3 separate regions of the Homo sapiens genome follow, and regions 1 and 2 are each linked to region 3. Evidence: read pairs that join two places in POLR2A ChIA-PET (ENCODE). Cell type or tissue: PC-3. All regions are shown on one strand.

The links. Peaks named below come from ENCODE experiments on the same cell type or tissue, not always from the same donor. Only the 100,000 strongest peaks of a DNase experiment are listed, where the experiment ranks them.
Region 1: POLR2A ChIA-PET joins it to region 3 with 5 read pairs; 2 of 35 experiments call an interaction of 5 or more read pairs at or near these places.
Region 2: POLR2A ChIA-PET joins it to region 3 with 5 read pairs; 4 of 35 experiments call an interaction of 5 or more read pairs at or near these places.

Annotation. Positions count from the first base shown.
Region 1 is chr12:114,725,489-114,727,988 of GRCh38, reverse strand. The region is part of intron 1 of TBX3-AS1 (TBX3 antisense RNA 1); the gene reads right to left. Among named protein-coding and RNA genes, the nearest start is that of TBX3, 43 kb to the right of the region's middle. In PC-3, no CTCF peak of the experiment used is centred here; no DNase peak of the experiment used is centred here.
Region 2 is chr12:114,672,418-114,674,917 of GRCh38, reverse strand. TBX3 (T-box transcription factor 3) reads left to right here. Exons shown (of 7, transcript NM_005996.4): 6 at 83-753. Among named protein-coding and RNA genes, the nearest start is that of TBX3-AS1, 8.6 kb to the left of the region's middle. RefSeq lists an enhancer at 2,287-2,500. In PC-3, no CTCF peak of the experiment used is centred here; DNase peaks (open chromatin) are centred at 1,287 and 1,927; H3K4me3 peaks cover 2,500 bases; H3K27ac peaks cover 2,500 bases.
Region 3 is chr12:115,295,604-115,298,103 of GRCh38, reverse strand. It overlaps a transcript of LOC124903082 not described here. Among named protein-coding and RNA genes, the nearest start is that of LINC02463, 590 kb to the left of the region's middle. In PC-3, no CTCF peak of the experiment used is centred here; a DNase peak (open chromatin) is centred at 1,253; H3K27ac peaks cover 814 bases.

The sequences.
Region 1 (2,500 bases), 570 kb after region 3:
AAAGATAAATACTTTTTAAACACTAATGGAGCTTACATTTTACTATAAAGAGAAATATAATCAAGCACAAGCATCATAAGTAAGGGAATTCCATGGCTTGTTAAAAGGCAAGATGTAGCCGGGCGCAGTGGCCCACGCCTGTAATCCCAGCACTTTGGGAGGCCGAGGCAGGTGGATCACTTGAGGCCAAGAGTTTGAGACCAGCCTGGCCAACATGGTGAAACCCCGCCTCCCCTAAAAATACAAAAATTAGCCAGGCATGGTGGTGCAAGCTTGTAATCCCAGCTACTCAGGAGGCTGAGGCACAAGAATCTCTTGAACCCAGGAGGCAGAGGTTGAAGTGAGCTGAGATCATGCCACTGCACTCCACCTGGGCAGCAGAGTGAGACTCTGCCCCGCCACAAAAAATAAAAATCAACTAAAATAAAAGGCAAGATGCACTATCAAAATAGAATGAACAAGAGCAAGGTAGTTTGGAGGGGGAAGGAGAGGTTTGCAATCTTGGATGGGATGGACAGCAGAGGCCTTAATGAGAAGGATCATGTGAGCAGACTTGAAAAACATGGAGGGGCCAGGTGCAGTGGCTCATGCCTGTAATCCCAGCACTTTGGGAGGACGAGACAGGCAGATCGCCTAAGGTCAGGAGTTCGAGACCAGCCTGGCCAATATGGCAAAACCCTGTCTCTACTAAAAATACAAAAATTAGCCGGGCATGATGGTGGGCACCTATATTCCCAGCTGCTCGGGGGGCTGAGACAGGAGAATCACTTGTACCCGGAAGGCGGAGGCTGCAGTGAGCTGAGATCGCGCCACTGCATTCCAGCCTGGGTGGCAGAGCAAGACTCTGTCTCAAAAAAAAAAAAAAAAAAAAAAAAAAAAAAGAAAGAAAGACATGGAGGAGGCTGGGCACAGTGCTTCATGCCTGTAATCCCAGCACTTTGAGAGACCCAGGAGAGAGGATTGCTTGCGCCCCAGAGTTCAAGACCAGCCTGGGAAACATGACAAGACCGTTTCTCTACAAAAAATTTAAAAATTAGCTGAACATGGTGGTGTGCACCTGTAGTCCCAGGTACTTGGGAAGCTGGGGTGGGGGGACCACTTGAGCCTGGCTGGTCGAGGCTGCAGTGAGCCGTGATTGTGCCACTGCATTCCAGCCTGGGCAACAGAGCAAGACCACATCTCAAAAAAAAAAAAAAATTACAAAAAAGAAAGAAAAAGAAAAAGAAATGATATAGCAGAGAGGAAGGAACTAGTCCCACATCAAAGAAATCTTTAAGCAAAAGAAATGATCAGAAGCCCAATTCTACCACTTACTAGCTAAGCGACCTTGAGCAAGCTCATCTCTGATCCTCAGCCTCCTCATCTGTAACAGGGGTGTCCCGTTCCCTAGAGTTGTTTGCAAAGATTGTGAGATGATATATGTCAGTGCCTCCCAGGGTACCCAGCTTATAGTAAGTTCTCTGGTCTCAATTTTTATAGTCAGTGCTCTGCAAATTTGCAGAGCATTTTCCTTCTCATCCTGCAGAAACAAGTTCTATCAAGTATCCCCCAACCATAAAATTAGTATTCCAGTCCTAGGAATTAACAGACTACAGGACAATCCACAAGGCCAACCATCTCCACCACACCGGGTGCCTTCTAAGTGCCCGGCACCCTGCCAGCCTCTTTCCAGGCGCTTATCTCAGTCACCCTCCCCGTCATGCTGAGGCCAGTAATTACTATCACCATGCCAGCCTCAAAGCCTGTGCTCTCAAATTCCCATGATGTCACGTCACTAAGCAGGTCTCAGCTGTCACTTCCAGTCCCCTAGAATAGGCCACAGATATGTAGGTTGCCCAAGGGATGGAAAGAACTGGAGGAAATTCTGGCCTAAGGTACAGAATTCTGTCCCTTGAGTGGACACTGGGAAGAGAGAATTCTGTCACTATCCCCAGAGACCTGTCTGAGCTGGAGTGCCATTGTGTCCTCACTCTGAGGTCACTATCTGAACTCAGTGGTCTTGAAAAAGGTGGTATAGCACAAAGCTTAAAAGCCACTAGCTTTTAACATCTAGCCAGGTACAGCAGAATATACCTATATTCCCAGCTACTCAGGAGGCTGAGGCGGGAGGATTCCTTGAGCCCAGGAGGTTAAGGCTGCAGTAAGCTATGATCTTGCCACTGTACTTGAGCCTGAGTGACAGCAGAGATCTTGTCTTTAAAAAATAAATTAAAAATAAATACATACATACATGCATACATACCCCTTTGTCCTGGGTTCAACATCCAGCCTTACCACTTACAAGCAAATATGACTCAAGGGAAGTTATGTAATCTCTCAGTGCCTCATTTTCTTCATCTGTAAAATGGAGATAATGAGGAGTTGAGTCCACCCTCTGTCTCCCCCTTGGCAAGACCCCATTGCAATGGTCCCTATAAAAAATAAAATAAAATAGGCCAGGTGCGGAGATTCATACCTGTAATCCCAGCACTTTGGGAGGCCGAGGCAGGAGTATCACTTG
Region 2 (2,500 bases), 620 kb after region 3:
TCCAACTTGGGAACTGGAGTTCCGTTGGCTCATACTGGAGATAACGCCCTTCTGCCTTGGTTTTTTCCTTCGCCTGTGGTAGATTTATGTCCCAGCGAGGGTGAGAGCGACGCCGAGGCCGAGAGCAAAGAGGAGCATGGCCCCGAGGCCTGCGACGCGGCCAAGATCTCCACCACCACGTCGGAGGAGCCCTGCCGTGACAAGGGCAGCCCCGCGGTCAAGGCTCACCTTTTCGCTGCTGAGCGGCCCCGGGACAGCGGGCGGCTGGACAAAGCGTCGCCCGACTCACGCCATAGCCCCGCCACCATCTCGTCCAGCACTCGCGGCCTGGGCGCGGAGGAGCGCAGGAGCCCGGTTCGCGAGGGCACAGCGCCGGCCAAGGTGGAAGAGGCGCGCGCGCTCCCGGGCAAGGAGGCCTTCGCGCCGCTCACGGTGCAGACGGACGCGGCCGCCGCGCACCTGGCCCAGGGCCCCCTGCCTGGCCTCGGCTTCGCCCCGGGCCTGGCGGGCCAACAGTTCTTCAACGGGCACCCGCTCTTCCTGCACCCCAGCCAGTTTGCCATGGGGGGCGCCTTCTCCAGCATGGCGGCCGCTGGCATGGGTCCCCTCCTGGCCACGGTTTCTGGGGCCTCCACCGGTGTCTCGGGCCTGGATTCCACGGCCATGGCCTCTGCCGCTGCGGCGCAGGGACTGTCCGGGGCGTCCGCGGCCACCCTGCCCTTCCACCTCCAGCAGCACGTCCTGGCCTCTCAGGTATGGATCCTTCTTCCTGCCTCCACCAGTCTTTCCACCTTTCGTCCAGTTTCCCTGTCCTTTGCCAGCAGACCCTCACCCGATCCCTTTGGCCTAGTAGCTGTAATAATTTTTACTGAGCCATTACCGGGTTCAAGGCTTAGCTCATGGAGTTATTATGACTTCATTCTCCCCATTCACCCCAAAAATCTTTAAAATTTTTCCGAAGTTAAAGGCTGTTTCCAGCAGAGTAGATAGGTAGTAACAAAGATAACAGCTGGACACAGCACTTACTTTCAGGCATTCTTCTAAGTGCTTGCTCTGTATTGACTCATTTGACCTAACCCTTCAGGGGTACTATTATCACCTCCACTTTACAGATGAAGGCGAAGACGCCCAGAGATGTTGAGTGACTTGTCCAAGGTCACACAGCGGGTACATGGTGGAGCTGAGACTCAACCCCAGGCTATCTGACTCCAGGGCCTCTTTGAGGGTTTCTGATTTTAGCTTCAGAGCTGACATGTCTCTTAAGTGTCTCATAGCCAACCCTTCCCCAGGAATGGGACTCTAGGCCTGGGGAGGGGAAGTGACTACTTCCTGAGTAGGAGTTCAGTCTTGATTCCTCCAGCCTTTCCTCCCAGTTCGAAGCTCTTCTCCCCACCCCCAACCCCAAGCAGGCCAGCCTATTCCTCGAAGGGTTAATGGTTTGTGCACACGTGGGAAATGTCAGAGGACAGGGATAAGCAGGGACTGGGGCAGGCCTGGAGGCCTGTGTGTGGCTCAGACAGCTGTGCTGGGGGGAGGTCTCAGGCGGCTGGAAACACCCTGAACTCGATGAAAAGGTTCTATGAGGTTTTGCATGCTGTTGCCTTTTGTTTTGTCTGAGCACATTCGTCTGGTCTCCCTTCCCTGCGCCAAGAAACCAGATTGGCCTCCCCACTCCAGGGAGGAGGGAGCTGAGGAAAGGCTTGGCTTCTGGCATTTCTCAATTCCTCCCATCTCCTCTGCTGGCTTCTCCGGGAGACCCTGTCCTAGGTGGGCAGGTGGTTGGTACACCAAGGACTACCTGAACAGACAAAACCTTAAGGGCACCTCAAGGCATGATGCAGAGAACTGGCCCAGGCCAGGGTGCCTGCATCTTAAATGCTGCTTCTGCCAATTCCCAGCTTAGTGCACTCCTGAACTCCTGCGGCCTACCTCGGCTTCTCACCTGGAACACCAGTGAATCATGCTGGACGATTTCTTTGTCTCTGTTTATAACAAATGCCCTTTTTCCCTCCCCCAGCCCCAGTTTCCTTTTGCTTAAGATCTTCACTGTCTGTTTTTTTTGTTTTGTTTTGTTTTGTTTGGAGAAACTTCTAGGATTGGGGTGGGAGGATGGGGGTTGGGGAAGAAGAAAGATTTAAAAAATTATTCCTACTAATTTATGTCCTCCGGCTTCCCCTTGGTTACCTCTGTGGGGTAAACTGAATCTGTATCCCCATTTAACAGGTGCAAGGAGATTTCCTGGGGGCTGCACACACTGTGTGCAGCATATTGCAGGCTTTCACTCATTTAATATCTACAAAGTCCTCAATAAGTATATGAATTACTTATGATTTCCCTGTTTTTTCTTCCTATAAGGAAGCTGAGGCACAAGTTAATCAAAGTCTCTTGGCCTAGGGTGACACAGCTAAGATTTGTACCTAGAGATTTCTGAGTGTTGACTTCTCTCCTGCCCCCACCTATCTCCCCCCCCAAAAAAAAAAACACAACAACAACAACAACA
Region 3 (2,500 bases):
GCTGCCGCAAGAATTGAGACTGCATCTGGACTCACAGGATGGGAATCTGTCAACATTGGCTGTGGGTGTGGAGAGGAGACATAGAGAGCATATCCTGTTTATCTGGAATCCCACGGGGAAATTTATTTACTCTTTTGTTCATTCATTTATTCAATCACTTACTTATTCAGCAAACATTTATTGAGCACCTACTATGTGTCAGGTCCCTGAGCAGAACTCTAGGGATACGGCATTTAAAGCAACAGACGTTGTCTGTGCCCTGATGGCAGCAGAGGACCTTGACTCAATATTTTATCAGATCCAAGGGGAGCTTACAAGCCCAAATCCTGGACTACCATGAGGTCAATTGATCCTATTAGTGCCTAGAAGCAACAAAGGACCTTTCTGGAAGAAGTAGTGCTCACAGCTTCCAGGAGCAAAGGTCCTGAACTTTTATGACCCACTTCCCTTTGTTCCCTTCACCAAAGTATGTTGACTTACATGCAAAACACAACAGCGTCCACAAGCAAGGGCTAGGAGCCTCATTTGATGTCTTCAACTTGTTCTACTGTTCACTGGGTCATGTTGCCAAAGCTCAGACTGAGTCAGCTTGTCCAGCTGTAGAACGGGTTCATATGTGCTCATTAGAGAGCCTTGGGGTACTTTGGCATGGGTATCTCAGGGGCCCTGGAAACTGGTAATGATCATAATAACCTGTGATACTTGTACAACTCTCTAGTCTTTTCAAAGAAAGCAGCCACATCTAAGTTACTCCACAACATCTTGGGGGCAGAAAAAGTAGGGTTATTATCCCAATTTTATGGCTCCAGAGACACAGACAGGTTCAGCGACATGCCCAGGTCCACAAAAAGAAAACTGTGATAAGGTTGATGTTGAAGGGACTTGGAAAAATGAATGAAAGAGAGTGAAATAGCAACACAAACACGTGTGCATGTGTGTGTGTGTGTGTGTGTGTATGTGTGTGTGTTTCACTCCCTACAAACCTCATGGCATGTTCATGGCTGTGAATAACTACTTTTTTCCCCTCCCTCCCTCCTTCCCTGCCTTCCTTTATTCCTTTCCTTTTTTTTTATTTTTGTAGTATTTATTTACCTCAGTGACTAATATGTTAACTTCTCCCTTTAACTAATATGTTAAATTCTCCAGCTCAGTGGAAATTTTATTCCTCACTGAAAGCTAGAGGCAGCACTGTATGCTCTAGGGCAGGGGTCCCCAGCCCTCAGGCTGTGGACTGGTACTGGTCTGTGGCCTCTTAGGAACTGAAACACACAGCAGGAGGTGAGCAACAGATGAGTGAGCATAACCACCTGAGCTCCGCCTCCTGTTAGATCAACAGCATCATCAGATTCATATAGGAGCGTGAACCCTAGTGTGAACTGTGCATGCGAGGGATCTAGGTTGCACGCTCCTTTTGAGAATGTAACTAATGCCTGATGATATGAGGTGGAACAGTTTATCCCAAAACCACCCCCACCCCAACCCCCAATCCATGGAAAAATTGTCTTCCATGAAACCATTCCTGATGCTGAAAAAGTTGGGGACCACTTACTGCCGTAAGGGAAAGCTACACCCAGGGACAGTTGGAACAGAGTGGAATATGATGCAGAACACGCATGAATTCAGGGGTGCAGGAGCCAAGCAGAGCTACAACGTCTGTCTCCAGTGGCAAATGAGAGGGAGATCCCAAGAGTGCATGGTGGATAAGAGACAGGAGAAGCCATCCCCCTCAGGAACTCAGCTTCCCGAGCTCAGCTTGCAGTGCAGAGTTTTACGTGCTCAGGTTGAGGAAGTGCTTGCTTTTCCTCTCCCGCTTGCCAAAGTTCTGTGTTAGGGGTTTCCAGACTTTAGTGTGCCTAGGAACCACTCAGGGAGATCATTAAAAATGCATACTCTGGGGCCCTGCCCCCAGAAATTTGAATTAAGTAGGTTGGGGGCAGGGCCCAGGAACCTGAATTTTCACAAGCAGCTAGCGTACATACCTCACTTAAAGAATGATCACAATATGCTGACATGACACATCTCGGCTGTGATAGAAAGGTAGAGGTTAAAAAAACAGGAAACTGAGGTCTCAAGCAGAACTGTCCTTGTCATTGGGAGCGTCACTGAGGATGAATATACCCTCTTTCCCTTCCCTTGAGTTTGAATGTCTGCTTCCTATCAGTTGGTGGGAACTGAGGAGGCCAAGCCAAGGAGGTTTTTTTTGTTTGTTTTTAAATTTGTGGCAATGTTTTCCAACTTGAAGTAGAGTTTGGGGAAAGATGGGGGAGTAGAAAACAGGATTGGTGAGAGAAGATGGTATGAGAGACCAAGAGGAAGAGGGAGACAGTATTTATTGGCCACCTACCGAGTGTGAAGTGTGTTATGCATATTGACTTCAATATCTAATATGTACAGCTCCTTAGGATGGCTGGAATAGGCTTTGAAGGCAGGCAGGTTTGTGTCCTAATCTTGACTCTGTCACATATAGCCTGTGTGATCTTGAACAACTGACTTCACCGTT